Linked DNA regions of Mus musculus: region 2 is linked to region 1. The links are chromatin loops, found by intact Hi-C in ENCODE. Cell type or tissue: left cerebral cortex. All regions are shown on one strand.

Region 1 (8,000 bases):
TGGGACTGGAGTATTAGGAATAAAAACAGGACAATGAAGATAAGGGGAGTTCGGGCGGTTAGGGCAAGCCCTGGAATAGAGACCTGACAGAAGCAAGAAAACCACCCAGGTAGCTACCTGGAGGAAGGGCAGTGGAGAAGTCTATAGAGTATCAAGGAAGTCACTCTGGCTAGAACTGAGTGCGGGGATGACCAGTTCAAATGTCTTTGTGAGAGTCTTAGATTTCCTGGGTAGAGGGGCATACACCTATAAATCCCATCATTGGAGAGGCTGAGACAGGAGGATTTCCCAGAGTTCTAGACCTGCCTACACTACAGAGGGAGACAGTGTTTCAAAATAGAAACTACCCACCTATTCACTCCTTACCTGAGCTTCAAAAGAGTGCCAGGTCTCCCTGGGTCAGGATCAATACTTTATAAATAGTTCTTTACTGCATGCAACTGTGTCTTCATTACAGATGCTTTAGTGTTATCTCTGTATTGTCTCAGGCCATTTTCAGTCACACCTCCCCCACCTCCACCCCCCCCCCCCCCGCCCATTTCTTTTCTACTGCTAGGGATGGAGCTGAGATGACCTGAGCTAGCGATCGTTCTCTCTCTCTCTCTCTCTCTCTCTCTCTCTCTCTCTCTTCTCTCTCTCTCTTTCTCCTTTAGTTAGGGTCTTGCTGGCTGACCTGGAGACCTGGCACTCACTATACTGCTTCCGCTGGGCTCTCCCTCCCCTTCCATCCCCTCTCCCAGCCACTCCTGGACTGATTTCTGTCGTCTTGCTCTTACCCTGCCTCCACCAAGGCCTAGGAAGCGCTGCACCTCACCTCTCACCTGCCTCGTGGCCATCCAGCAGCCCCCTGCTGCTTATCTCTTAAGTCTGATGAGCCTTAAAACAGTCAGAGTGAATCAGAACTCACCCGTGGAAATCAGCGCTTTAGTCTACCTAAGGCAAACATTGCCTCAGTCCCCACTGGCGTCAACCCCCACACCTCCTACAACAGTACAGGTTCTGAGAACCTGCCTGGTTTGTCTTTTTTCTCATTTCAAAGGGAAAATGTAGGGCTTTGGGGGAAAATCAGTGTCATTGTTTTCGAGAACACTGATGGTTCCCAATTGTGTTGCTAAGGGGGAAAAAAATCTCCTACATATGGGGCATTAGAACTGTGTTGAAAAGGTGACTTGCCTTGAACTTCACGGAACAATGAAGTCTCTAGGCTAGCTAAGCAGCCAGCTGCTTCCATAAGCCTCACCACTAGTAAGCTATTTGCATTAAATGGGAGGAGAAGAGTCGGGTGGCAATTGTTGATTTCTGTTAAGGGCTGGCTTTCTGTTTGGCTGCTTGTCTTGAGAGGATAGAGTTACAGTGTTGATAACTTACACTGAACTGAAGTAGAAACTGGCTTCTTGGTGGTGATGGTCCTTCGGGGTGTGACAGGCTAGCCTATAGTAAGTACTTTAGCTTGCCCTCACCTTGTTTAGGAAAGATGTTTGGAGCAGACTGAAAGAAAAAAAAAAGATCTGGGTCTTGGGGGAGCTAGCAGGGGGATATTCTGATTAATGTTATTTAACTTTTTGGAGCCTCTTAAGATAGGAATAACAGCATCTTCTTCATATGGGCCATTGAGATGGCTCAGCAGGTGAAAGTGCTTGCTATCAAGCCAAATGGCCCAGGCAGGTACAATATGTCCCCTGACCTTCCCTCTCGTGTCCACACATATACACAGGCATACACTAAATACAGAAGAAGAAGTATTCTTCAGAGTGCTGTGGTAAGAGTCAGATGGGACTGATTTAAAGCAGCATCTAAACTTCTTATTAAAAACAAACCAAAACCAAAACTGGGACCCCGAGGGATGGCTTAGCAGGATTCAGGTGCTTGCTGTGCAAACATGGAGGCTCAAGTTTGACCGCTGAAACTCATGGAAAGATGGAAGGAGCGAACTGACTCTACAAGGTTTCCTCTAACCTCTACCTATGTCCATGGCATACACACAAGTATATCTCTGTCTGTCCGTCTACTTATCTGCTTGTGTAATACACACCCACACCAAACAAACAAGGCTGGATGTTCTTTTTAAAACCAACCTTCTAGTAAGTAAATACTCCATGCAGAATATCCACCTACAATCCAAGAACTTCATTATGGCTTCAAGCTTGAGGAGTATGTCACAGAATACCCAGCCAGGCCACACAGCAGCATACAATCCCCTGGGCTAAGAACAGAAAACAAACTTTTCCTGGAGCTGAGGATGTAACTGAGTTGGTAGAGCGCTCGCTTGCCTAAGCTGGCATTCACTCAGGAAGCTCTGGCTTTAAGCCCCATCATCACATAAACTGAGCACAATTGATGACCCCTGTAATCTCAGCCCTGGAAAGATAGGAGCAGGAGGTCAGACGTTCAAGGCCATCCTTAGCTAAACAGGAAGTCTGAGCCTGACCCAAGATACATGAGATCCTGCTTCCAAACAAAATAGCACCAGCAACAAATAAGCAACTGATGGAGATCGAGAGAGCCTCAGTCCATGGCGTGCAAGCATGCCGACCAGAGTGCTGAGCCTCAGCACCCCATGGCCTGCACCTGCAGCCTCAGCTCTGCGGGGACAAGGGCAGAAGTGGGACGCTACAGGAAGATCCCTGGGGTTCTCTGCCTAGCCAGTCCAATCAGAAGGGCTCAGTTCAGCTGCAGTTGAAAATAAAAAAGCCTCAAAATCTGAGGGGGAGAGCAAAGATCATCCGACATCCACCTCTGGCTTCTATGTGCAACCACACACATGCACATATGTATACAGGCCCTCACAAGCTCACACACTGGAGGTACATAGGTAAACACACAAAGACGTGCTTGACTGGAGTCAGCGACCTATGCTACATAGGTAAGCCTGTGCTCCTCATCCTCCTCAGGACAAAGCTGACTTCTAAGTTTCAAGACTTTACATGATCTGGCCTTCCTGCCTATTCACCGTCTATAACGCCGTATTCTCATCATGTCAACAACCCTGACCTCCTGTTTACATGTCCCCTCTGCCCACACAGGGCATCTTACAATCTCCTTGCCTAGAATTCTTGCTTCTCTTTGCCTTAGGTAGTGGAGGACTAAACTCAATGCAGTCTGCCCTCCGCATCCCGCCATGATGTCCCCTCTGTGACCTCTTCGGTTGATCAGATTGTGACTGTGCTCCCAGAGCACAGTGCGATTTTGCCCAGTTGCCTCGTCACAGCTACAACTTTATTGTGTGGTGGTTCGGTGGGTGGGGAGTTCTCCCACCAAACTATGATCTTTCTGAGCGCAGAGTGCCAATATCGAATGCCTAGTGACAAGTCACCAGAAAGCACTTGAAGAGTGATCAAGCAAGAGGATGCACAGCTTAATCATGCTTTGATGAGTCAGAATGCAGTGCTGGAGTCCCACAGTATTTGGGGTTATAATTATGAACCTCAACTAGCATCCGAAGACAAATTAGAGAATGTTAATTGGCAGTTCTGTTAGCCACAAGGTGGAGCTCATCTGAGAAAGCCTGTCTTCAACTGCACCTTTGAGGCCTGGTTTCCTGAGAGACCTTGTGGAATACAGATAAACCAGGCAGAAAGCAGGTCACATTAGCTACTATGTATCAAGAAGAATAAATAGCAAGAGCTAGTTGGTTTTTATAGTCAGTTTGACACAAACCTACACATATTTGGGAAGAGGGAATCTTAGTTGTCAGAACGACTCCAGAAGATTCTCTTGTAGGCGTGTCCGTGGGCTCTGTCTTGATAAATGATTGGTGTGGGGGAGGCCCAACTCACTGGAGGTGGTAGTGCCATTTCGAGGATGGTGATCCTTGGTGCTAAGCAGTGCTCCCGCATGGTTTCCATTTCTGCCTCCAGGTTTCTGCCTTGAGTTCCTGCCCTCAGTTACATTAGTGATAGAATGTGATCTAAGAATTGTAAGATCAAATCAACCTCCACCCCCCCCCCCCCACGCTACTTTGGGTCATAGTGTTTATCACAGCGATAACTCTTAACTAGAGTGAAGAAGAGCAAGACTTGAGACCAGCCTGTGGTGAGTTTTAGACCAGTTTGCCCTGCAGAGTGAGACTGTCTCAACTTAGCCTCGCAAAAGAAAGGCTGTATTTCACATACTGTGAGAATCACTCTTTTAATGTATTTAACTCAATGACATTTAATACATTCTCTGAGGTATAGAACTCCCAGAGCTTGAAAATATTTTTCTCACTGTAGTAATGGAGTCTATGCCAATTAGCAATCATGTGTCTTCAGTTTCTCCCAACCCCTGATTGGGTATTTGTTTATTTTTCAAATTCTAGGGATTGAACCTAGAGCTTTGAATCCAAGTCTGTCTCCCCCATTTTTCTTTGCTCTGTGGCCCTGTCTAGGTTGCTATTTACAATGTAACCAAGACTGGCAACAATTCTGCCACCTCAGCCTCCTGTGAGGATTACCCAGCAGCTACACCTCAGGCCTGGCCATAGAAGTACTTTCTATCTCTATGGATTTGTGTATTTTGGACATATGAATAAACGTTAAGAACATCTATCTTTTTGGTCTAGTTCTCTTCACTTAGCATAGTATTTTGAAGCCCCATTGTCAAGTTTGGAGACAGTCTTGCTTTCTTCGTCTCAGTGTTGGGACTGTGGCTGTGGGCCATCACACTTGGTGCACAGGGATGGGAGTTCTTGCTATGACCTCTATTCATATTTCTGCTGACTCACACCTAGGAGGAGACTGTTGGTTTACCTTTTGAGACAGAGTTCCCTGATGCAGGCAGCCTAGATTGGCATCAAATGTACAATTCTCCCACCTCAGACTCAGGACTGTTGGAGTGATAAGAATGTACTACCATGCCCAGCATCTTTTCTTTAATATCTAAACTTTTCTTCCTCCCCCTGCCCCAGTTCTTCCCTAGTTCACACGTGTCTTGCCTAAGACTGCCTAAGCAGGCCACTGATCTTTTTGTAAGGGTCAGATCTCCTAAACCAATCTCTATGGAGATATAAGGAATCTACGATTTTTTTGAAATGGCACCATGTGAACAGTCCTGTATATTATAATACATCATCTCCAGTGGTTCTTTAAAAAAAAAAACCAGTAAGCTACGCAGAGGCAGAATTTAAATTTTATCGGCTTACGTACTGACTCCAGCAGGCCAATCCTTTATGATATATGGTGATCCCAAAACATGTAGGAGGAACCTCTCACTACATGTGATCTTGGTGGTAGGTCACCAGCTATGTTTGTTCTCCGCCTTAGTGCCTGTGGCTGTTTCTCCCTTATGAACTTCTAGAACATTCATCATTGTCTCCCTAGTTAGCCTCCCTCCCATTCTTTGCGTTTCCCAACTCATAAACTTGTTATTCCTAGCTGTGTATCTCTCTTCCTCTCAGGAAAGAACATAAGCCCCTCAGGGTCAGGAACTACATCTGACCGCTGAGTTTCCAATGTCTGCCACCATGCCTAGAATAAGTAGGCACTTAAATACTTGACAGCAACGTATTAAAGACATATGTAGTCAATACCTTTCACCACTACCACCCCCAGCTACCACCCATCGTGATAACAGGCGTATAAGGAAATACCAACCTAGTTTTGTCCTCCTGGTTCCCTTGACATTCTGACTCACCGTGTTCACTGCCAAATCTCAAATCCAAACACTAGTGTTATAAAGGGTTTCATTGTGTCGGTAATACATTCCTAAGAATTTGAAGAACTTGAAGAACTCCACACAGTCATGAGGAATAACTATTTAAAGGCATGGAGGGGCTGGCTGCAACTTGGTGGCACTACCGATTCCACGGATTCCAGCCCTAGCACTGCTAAAAATATATGAAGATATAAAAATAAATGCAGCTTGAAGAGTCTCAGCCACTGTGTTCTCACTTAGACACTGATAACCATATCAATAAGCAAATGCTAAAAGGCATATTGATTTGGAACGACACTCTAGAGCAATACTATCCAATAGGATTTTATTTCAATATGAAATCATTCTCTAACTGCTCAACATGGTAGCCATTACTGAGTACTTGAAATGCAACTGGTGTTACAGAAGCTATATAAATTTAAATGTAAAGACTTACCTGTGACTACTGCCTACTCTATGGGATAGTGTAGTAGTGGAATCTGATGATCCAAGTTCAAATCCCAGCTCTCCTACTAGCTGACAATGACCTTTGTGTGAAGAGTGTGTGTGTGTGTGTGTGTGTGTGTGTGTGTGTGTGTTTCTGGGGACTGGACCATTATGCATGCTAGGCAAATACTCCACCATTGAGCTTCATTTCAGTCTTGATAACATGAATTTGTCCTAATTCCTTAACATCCTTGTGGTTTCTCCTCACCAGGAGCCACCTTTTAACCGGTTAAGAAGGGCTGACTTGACAGCTCACAGGTGTTGATGCTTGCTGCCAAGTCTGATGGCCTGCGTTCTATCCCCAGGAGCCACATGGTGGAAAGAGAGCTGACTGAGGTTATCTTCTGGCCTCTACACATACATGCGTGTGCCATGTGCATGCGTGCGCACACACACAAATATGTGTGTGTATTTCTATCTATCTATCTATCTATCTATCTATGTATCTATCTATCTATCTATCTATGTATGTATGTATCTATCTATCTATCTATGTTAATGAAAGAGGCAAACATTTAAGAGATCATCTACAAGCATATCATCTAAGCAGTAATGTCTCTAGCTCATTCTCTGACTCTCTCTCTTTTTTTTAAAAAAGATTTATTTATTTTATTATGTGTAAGTACACTGTCGCTAAATTCAGACACCCCTGAAGAGGGCATCAGATTGCATTATGGATGATTGTGAGCCACCATGTGGTTGCTGAGACTTGAACTCAGGACCTCTGGAAAAGCAGGCAGTGCTCTTAACTGCTGAGCCATCTCTCCAGCCCTCATTCTCTGACTTTTATACTTCTGTCTTCCTCTCTTGGGATCTTTGAATCTGTTTGGATAATTCAGGATCACCTTAATCACATCTTCAGAGTTCTTTTGCTATGAACAATGGTGTGTATTAAGTCTGGGGTACCTCAGATACATGGGTCACGAGTATATTGACTTCCTGTGACCTTTCTGAAAGGTTTGTAATGTACCTGGACTTGCTTGTCATAACTTTCTCTTATCTTTTTTTTTTGCATTATTCAATTCCTTTTAATATTCCAATCCACAATTAAGTCTATTAACACAAATCTCTCTTATTCTAATTTTTTGATACATATGTATACTTTTACACAAATAGAATAACATCTTCCGGGGCTGGAAAGGTGGCTCAGTAGTTAAGAGCATTTGCTAGTCTTCCAGAGGACCTGAGTTCGGTTCATGTATGACTAAGCATATAGACACTTAAACACTATAGACAGCTATATGAATTATTAAAATTTTTAGCCTTATTTTACCTAGGACCTGGTCATCTGGCAAACCTATCAACTCACACTCATTTTCAAGTCTAGATCCGTGTGCAGACCATCCTTCCATAGGAAGCCAATGATAAGGCGCACTCCTGCAGACCTGCCTTTGATGCTGTGTTTCAGGTGCTTACTTTGGCAGCATATGTTCTAAAATTAGAACACCGTGTCTCCTCAGAATGCCCCTAAGCAGAGCAGCAGGGTGACAGTCATCAACACTAGCGGTTCATGCCTGTTTTCCACGTGACTGATCACTGACACAGGCCCTGATTTCCTTCTTTTTTTCCCTTTTCATAGGGAACCTGTGGGAAGCCACATATGTCATTACAAGGTGGCGCTGGCTACCGCTGGCCACCATGCATAAGTCTGGATAAACAACCAATGTGTACATATGCACTAAAGTTTTTCACCAAGTCACTTCCTGGCCCAGGCATGATAATGAGGCTCAGTAAGGTACTGAGAGAGAATCACCAATCAGATGAGAGACATGCAAATGAGGTATGATAATGAGGCTCAGTGAGGTACTGAGAGAGTAACCAATCAGATGAGGAACATACAAATGAGGTAGAATGCATAACCAATCTGGATGTGAGTCACACCT
Region 2 (8,000 bases), 210 kb before region 1:
GGCTCAGTGGGTAAGAGCACCCGACTGCTCTTCTGAAGGTCCGAAGTTCAAATCCCAGCAACCACATGGTGGCTCACAACCATCCGTAATGAGATCTGACTCCCTCTTCTGGAGGGTCTGAAGACAGCTACAGTGTACTTACATGTAATAAATAAATAAATAAATAAATCTTTAAAAAAAAAAAAGCTAAAAATCTTAGAAACCTCAGCACTTAGCAAAGGAACTGATACATGAATGACATATTTTGATTAACTGAAAATACGAATTACCAGTTAAACTTGTTTAATCTCAAAAACTGGCAAATCCTACTCAATAACTAAATTTAAATACATGTAATTTCTGTTTTTTGTTTTAAATGGTATAAAATTATTTAACAATTGTATAAGAAACTGAAACTGGGGGGTTGGGGGATTAGTAGCTAAGAGCACCGGATTTTGCAGAAGACCCAAGTTTAGTTCCTAGAACCAACATGCTGGCTCATTAACCATCCACAAAACTCTGGTTTTAGAGGCTCTGAAGCCTGGGATGCCTTGATCTCCAAGGGCCCCAGGCATGCTCATGCTATATGCATACATTCAGGCAAAACACTCTTGCACATAAAATAAATCTGGAAGGGAGGGAGGGAGGGGAACTAGGGTAGGGCAAGGATGGTCGTTTAGAGGTAGAACACTTAAAGAGAATCCACAGCCAGCACAAGGTCCCAAGTTCAGTCCTGACCAGGAAAAAAATCCCAAGGGGGCAGTAATCACCAAAAGCTGACTGTAAGCCCTCCAATCTGAAGTCTTTCTCAAAAAGCCAGGGATGGACAGATACAGGTTATCTTCCATGCTCTCTAAAAATTACTACTAAAATGTTAACTAGTAACTTTCTAGAATTCATACTAGTCTCAGTCAAATTCTGTTATAAATGAAATTTCTATCAACAGAGCTGTTCTTTGAGAAAGGAGCTATGTTGTCCAGACTGGCCTCCTCCAAGGGCTGAGATCAGCAGTCCCCCTGCCTCAGCCTCCCAAGTTGTCAGAGGCATGTTCCACTGCCCCCCTTTCATAGAAAATAATTTCTAGGGAAGGGATGTAGTTCAGACCATGTAGGTAGGGTGCCAAGGCCCCGGGTGCCATCCTCATTGCCAAATACACCAAAGTGTAATATGATTTCCACCACAGAAACCAGAAATGGTTTCTAAGGTGATCTAAATGCAAACACATGTAAGAAGCCTCGGTCTCTCCACCAGTTTTCACCCCCCCCCCATCTCTTCCTTCATGAATGTAAGATGGACATTCTGGATGTCTCACCTCTCTATACACGAAAGGAAGACGTTTTTTCCAAGACCACCCCCAAAAATCAGTGTTCATTCTCTTGGGAATAATGTTACCTTCAGTGAGTGTATGATGTACTTAGACTATTTACTGAGTCAAGGTGAGATAGTCAACTGTAGAAGCAAAAGTTTTAAACTGCACCTGTTGACACCAAGTGGACAGTTTCTCTAGTAAAGCATGTAAACCAAACACAACTCACTAAGGCTAAATTAACTTTACAACGGACATGTAATTTGGCTTAGAGTGCTACTTGGTTAGCGGGTGCAAGGCCTGGGTTAAATCCCCAGCACCATCAAAACACTAAAATGAAGGACAATAACATGCTAGTAAGATTCTACCATTCTCTATTGCTCTATCTCATGTATGAATGCCTGTGTGCATGTGTATGCATGTGTGAATGTGGCTGTACCAATTTGTGCAATTACAGAACCAACCTCAAAGTTCAGCCCTTGCTTTCTACCACCCAGATTTTGCTACATTTATTTGTATGTTTGTTCATCATACAGGAGACACATACACACACACACACACACACACACACACACACACACACACACTACTTCATTGTAGGTCAGAGCACAACTTGCAGGAGTCAGTTCAGCCAAGCCATCTTCAACTGGACTCCTTGAGACAGGGTCTTTGTTGTTCACTGTTGCACACACCAGGCTAGTTAGCCTGGAAGCTTCCAGGAATTCTGCTGTCTCCAGCACCCATACTGATTCAAGAGCCCTGGAATTACAGAAGGGCCTTGATGAGACCCAGTTTATGAGAGTTCTGGCTACCCAAACTGAGATCCTCTACCAGCACCCCTGGGACATCTCCCCTGTCAATCTAATGTTTATGAAACAAGAAGAAAAATATTCTGTTTTCTTTTTAAGTCTGTGTGTGTGTTAGTGCATGCCACATTATAACACTATAGTGTATACACAAGGTTACATTGCAATACTGTAGTACGCCAACAGGTTGCAATCTTTACAGCTTATTTTTCATATAGGCTCTAAATTTTATATTTGGCTTAAAGAGATGAAAATTCAAACCCTTCAAAAATATCAAAAGAATATAGTTAGTATTAGAAAAGAAATTACAAAATTCAAAACTCTTGAAGCTTTTATGTGTGTTTTTTTTTTAATTACTACAAACTTTTAACACACCTTGAAATTCTAAAACTGAGCTCAATAACTATCTGGCTTATAGGTTTAAGAATAGCACTATTTTACATTAACTTCATAGAGGTAAAATGTTTACAAAACAGTTATACATCTTGATAAATACTGTGTTCTAAACATTATTTCAAAATGAACAAATTTTGGGGGACAGTGTGAAAACAACAAAGTCAGTTTCATCTTTTAAACTTCCTAAGTCTTGCCACACAGCCTGCCATCTCAGTCTTGGGGAGGCAGAGAGGAGAGGATCACCAGTTCAAGAAGACTTCAGATTCAAGAACTGCCAGGAAATTTGAGGCATGCCAAATACCATCTTTTCTCTAAACAAACCCACCTAATCACTACATACTATTCAAGTGTTACTGCAGTAGAGCTCTTAGGACTTTAGAAATGTATCTTTAAAGAAGATGTTACTAAAAGCTATTAAACCTTAGAAAAATCAGATGACAAAAAAAAAAAAAAAAAAAACCACACTAGAAAAAGACAGGGAGAAAACTAAAACACAACCAAACAAAACAACAACATTCAGGAGTACAGTACACACAAGAAGGCTGTTCTGAAAAGGTTTCCTTTCAGCCTCTTTTTCTTCCAAAGCCTCAGTGGAGGGCAACTGACTGGACAAGACTTAACTATAACACAAAACAATAGGAGGATACCTCAAGAAGCCATTCCAAAGCTGTCAGTAAGCCTAACATTAGGGAGACAGAGACAAGAGGACCCAGAGAGAGGTCAAGGAAACCAGCCTGGCCTTCATCAGACCCTATCTAAAACACAAGAAACAAACAAGCAATCCTATCAGGCAATGGTGGCACACCCCCTTTAGTCCCAGCACTCTGTAGGCAGAGGGAGAAGGACCTCTGTGAGTTCAAGGCCAGCCTCATCAACAGAGTTCCAGAACAGCCAGGACTACGTAGATAAACCCTGAGACTCAAAAATAAATAAGTAAATGAATGGATAAATAAGTAAATAATAAAAAGCTAAAATTCTAGGGCTTCGCAAAGACAAAGGGGGAAAGTACAGTAAAGTGTTAGCAATAAGTGCCACAAAAGTACACCCCCCCAAGCACGTGAAGTGACCATTTTCCACATTTGTGAGAATTCTGAAACTCTTGCATAGTATGTAAAGAGAAGGACGACAAAGCCTCACTTCTACTCAACAGGCCATTTTCTTTCTCCCTGTTTCTGTAGGTGTCTGTACATATGTGATCGTGTAGAGGTCGGCAGTCAACTTCAGTGTTGCCCTCAGATGCCAACCATCTTGGCTTTCAGGCGAGTCTCACACTGGTCTGGAGCTTGCTGAATGGCTAGGATGGCTGGTCCAGGAGCTTCACTCTGCATCAACCTGTGACATCACTCCCAGCTTTTCCAGAGAGAGCTGGGAAGCAAGGCCTCGTGTTTGTGTGGTAAGCACTTTAACAATCTTACCCAGCCACCAAACACTAGATTAAATTGGTCATTTAAAGTAGTCAAACTGAGGCTGGAGAGACAGCTCAGTGGTTAAGAGCACTGGCTGTTCTTCCAGAAGACCCAGGTTCAATTTTAAGTACCCACATGGAAGCTTCCAACCACCTATAACTCTAGTTTCAGGGACCTAATGCCCTCTTCTGGCCTCCTTGGATACACAAACTAGATGTACATACATACAAATATGGGGGCAAAGCATTCATACACAGAAAATAAAAATAAATAAACCTTTAAATAGGCAAGTAAATGAGATGATCAGATCTCACCTTAAGTATTTAGACCTACCACCAATAAAATAATTCAAGTTATTTAAGGGGGTCATTGTTACAGTTAGTGGTACAATATGTGTGAGACCCTTCAGTTTAGTCTTCTTAAAAAAATATTTTAATATAACTTTTTGGTTATTTATGGTCATTCTCAAGTATCCTGAAACTACTCAAGGCTTCAATGGAAAAAAACACAAATAAATAATGAAGAGAAAATATTTACTATTTGTCCTGCTCTGCCCCCAACCATCCACAGAAATCTTGCCAATTACTTAATTGGAATTCATGAGTGAACCTATCTGACATTCTAGCAGTGGCCTCTAAATATCACTCACTGACACTTCACCCAGATTAAGTACCCAGAACCTATGAATGAGCCTAGGCTTGGGCTTTTTTGTTTTTCGGTTGCTGTTGTTGTGTGTGTGTGTGTGTGTGTGTGTGTGTGTGTGTGTTTTGTTTGTTTGTTTGTTTGTTACGATTTACTTATGTATACAAATAAATACACTCCAGATACACCAGAAGAGGACATCGGATCCCATTACAGACGGTTGTGAGCCACCATGTGGTTGCTAGGAATTGAACCCTCTGGAAGAGCAGTCAGTGCTCTGAACTCCTGAGCCATCTCTCCAGCCCTTGGATGTTTTAAGAAAAGAAAAAACCTGAAAAGCTACCTCGAACCTAAAAAAATAAATAAAATAAAACAAAACTATAGTCAGGACTGAATGAGGACATGACTGTTCCTAGGTTTGAAGTAGGAAGGTTTAGTGTAGAGGGGATAAACAGGCATCTGGAAAGGTCCACTCTGAACCTGGCATGTGAGGGGGATAGGAGGCTGGAGAGAAGAAACAAGAGCCAAGAGGCTGGAGTAAGCCAGGAGACAAAGAGAGCAAGAGGCCAAGAGACCACATAGCCAAAAGGCAGGGTTATAGAGAGCAGAGCAGCTGAGGGAAGGGAGTGAAGCTCAGGGGCTGCAGAGGTTGAGGGTAGGAGGGCTGGATGAAAGTGCTAAGAAGAGTCAGGACTCTTAACAGGTATAGGCGATGCTGAGACAGGTAGCCAGTGTCTGCTCTGATAGGCACCTTGGCTAGCAGCTATACTTCCTGAGTTTGAGACCTAACAAAGACTTTAAACAAAACTCCATGTAAATAATCTGAAGCCAATGGCTTCTCATGTAGCCCAGGCTGGCCTCTGACTTTCTATGTAGGTGAAGGTGACCCTGAACTTCTGATAGGCTTGCCTCCCAAGTGGAAGTATAGGCATGATGGGCTTCCAAGCCCAGTCTGTGCAGAGGAAGGAATCAAATTCAGAACTTCATCCAAAGCACTCTATCAACCGAGCTGTATATTCCCAATCCCTAGAACCTAAGTTAATAACAAATTGAACAAAGCTTAAGTGGCTACGGAAACAGAGCCAGGAAACCAAGACTTTGTCTTTTAAAAAAAAAAAAAAAAAAAAAAGACAAGGGGACCATCCCCCAAATAGACTGGGTGATAGGTTTATAGGACTAGTCACTACTGTGTACACACTTGATGAAAGAAAAAATATGTACCTACATTTTTTTAAAAACAAGTGCCCACCCCCACATGCTACAAATTAGTGCCTGGCTGAACCTTGGCCATGACTTATGAAGTATACTTATACAAAACAACCACAACAGATGGTCTCAGTTACCTGCCATCAAAGAACTTCCATTGTTTAAAAAACAAAACAAAACAAAACTAGTTGAATGTTGTAGTAGCATTAAATTCAAAAAATTCTTCAGATTATCTTCACGGGAACCAATCACAGAAAAATAACTGGTAACAGCTTTATATTAAAAATTCAGAGTAAGGCTTCTAAAGTAAAAGGTATTTTTCCACCATTGTTTCTCAATGTGACAATACCAAAAATAATTTTTTTTGTTCCGTTGTAGCTTTACCGAGTTCTAGCATACAGAACCAAAATGCTGACCCAGGAATGTAACCTTCATTTTGTTTTTCTTGTACTTCCTAGAAATGTCTCATAATCTGTTTTGTTCCAAAGTAGGGAAGGAGGGAAGGAAAGATAAATGTGTATTACAAGAAGCCTGCTTTCAAAATCTAATTACTTCCTAAGTGAATGCTCTCTAAAATCGCATTGCCACACACTAACATCTAGCTTTTCACTCCACAACTAAAAATGAAACACACACCACCGCATTCCTCATAATAACTGTAATTAAACAGGTACTGTGCCCCTTTCACAGCCTGAGGGCCATTAAGTGTCTTCAAGCTGAATGGTATTAAGGCATCAAGAAGCACTTCCCTGGGTAGTATCTAATATCCGGGAACCACAAACAGTCCCTGGAAAAACTCAGCTCTCTACCGCTGCTAAGTCTGAGGAACTAAAAAACTGTTTTATAGGATGAACTGAGTTTTGTTCTGGTTTGTTTCTTGTCCTCCTTCCTGAATTCTGAAAACGTATTTAAAAACAAGATCCAATACCTTTCTGTCTGACTCTCAAAATGTGTTGTCTAGAGTTTCCACACTGAAACGAAACAAACTTCCGGGCCACCTCATCATACATGATTTATGAAACATCCAATCCTGCAAGTCTGCCCTTAAAAATAATCATCTTTAGAGATGGATGGGTATTAATAAAATCAATCAAACATTAACTACAGAATCCAGACATTTAAAAGACGGACACTTGCACTTTTTCAACTTATATGTGTGAAATTCCTAAATATCTGGGGTGACCTTTCCAAACGTCAGAACACAACTTAAGCCTACCTAAATCTTTGCAGTCTTTCATCAAAGCGCAAACTTGGTATTCCTCCCAGCTCTTCACAAGCCCTCCCTTAAAATGGCAAAACGGAAAGGACGACAGCAGATCTAACCGCAAAACTAACTCATCGCTCGCTCAAACCAAGTTCATCCAAAAAGTAACTTCCTAGGTTTTATATCAACTTAGTATTGACTTTTTAAAACAATACCCAGTAAAAACAACTTTGCTAATTTCTTAACCGCGCGCCGCAACTCAAGTTTTACATAAGAAAGAGGGCCGACAGCAAGTAGATCCGCGAACCTCTCCCGGGTCTTAAAACCTGCAAAAACTCAATACTTGGGAGCCGCGGTAGCCCCGAGTCTTTAGATCTCAACAGTCTTGGGTTGGAGTTGCCATTATTTGCGGCAGACGGCGAAGAAGAAGAAACGCAAAGATCGCCAAGACTTCGGAACTAAGAGTGCTTGTGAGCAGAGGACGGGAAAACCCAAGCGAGCACTTGGTACCGGGAGGATCGGGAGCACTCGGAGCGCAGCCGGAGAGGGCTGACTCCCACACTCCTTGGGACGAGAGGGCGCTCAGGGGCGCGGGGCTCCGGAAGCAGGGACAGGTGAGGCCTCGGCCAGCGCCCACCCGGGCCCCACCTGGAGCCACCCGGGTCCCGCTGCCACCCCGGCTGCCACCCCGGCCGGGGCCGCGGCGCCCGCACCTCTCGGTCCTTGAGGCCCAGCAGGAGCACCTCCTCCATCAGGGTCAGCCGCGTTTCCTTGGAGTCGCCCTTGTCGTCGTCGTCCTGCTCGTCGCGGCGGCTCTGCGCCTCGTCCTCGCCGCTGCCGCCGCCGCCTCCCGCCGCCCGCTCCTTGTCGGCAGCGTTCCGGGAGGCCTCGGTGCGCCGCTGCACCAGGCCCGAGCTCCGCTGGGTCAGCGAGGTCATGGCTCCCGCACAAGAGCCGCGCCGGACCGACAGGGACGCGGGACCGGCCGGCTCTCCCTCACGGCCCCGGCCCCGGGAGCTTCCGTGTTAATTCTTGGAGCTGGGGCGATGTCCGTG

What was found. Peaks named below come from ENCODE experiments on the same cell type or tissue, not always from the same donor. Only the 100,000 strongest peaks of a DNase experiment are listed, where the experiment ranks them.
Region 2: it touches region 1 in a loop (2.1-fold over the local background); 2 of 42 quality-filtered maps call a loop at or near these places.

What each region holds. Positions count from the first base shown.
Region 1 is chr15:12,109,095-12,117,094 of GRCm38, reverse strand. No RefSeq gene overlaps it. Among named protein-coding and RNA genes, the nearest start is that of Zfr, 4.8 kb to the left of the region's middle. In left cerebral cortex, a CTCF peak has its summit at 3,491 (motif pointing right); DNase peaks (open chromatin) are centred at 3,477 and 5,657; H3K4me3 peaks cover 90 bases; H3K27ac peaks cover 819 bases.
Region 2 is chr15:12,321,615-12,329,614 of GRCm38, reverse strand. It overlaps Golph3 (golgi phosphoprotein 3), which reads right to left. Exons shown (of 4, transcript NM_025673.2): 1 at 7,659-8,000. The coding sequence starts at 7,883. Among named protein-coding and RNA genes, the nearest start is that of Golph3, 4.1 kb to the right of the region's middle. In left cerebral cortex, CTCF peaks have their summits at 2,269 and 4,065 (motif pointing left); DNase peaks (open chromatin) are centred at 7,279, 7,462 and 7,732; H3K4me3 peaks cover 2,335 bases; H3K27ac peaks cover 742 bases.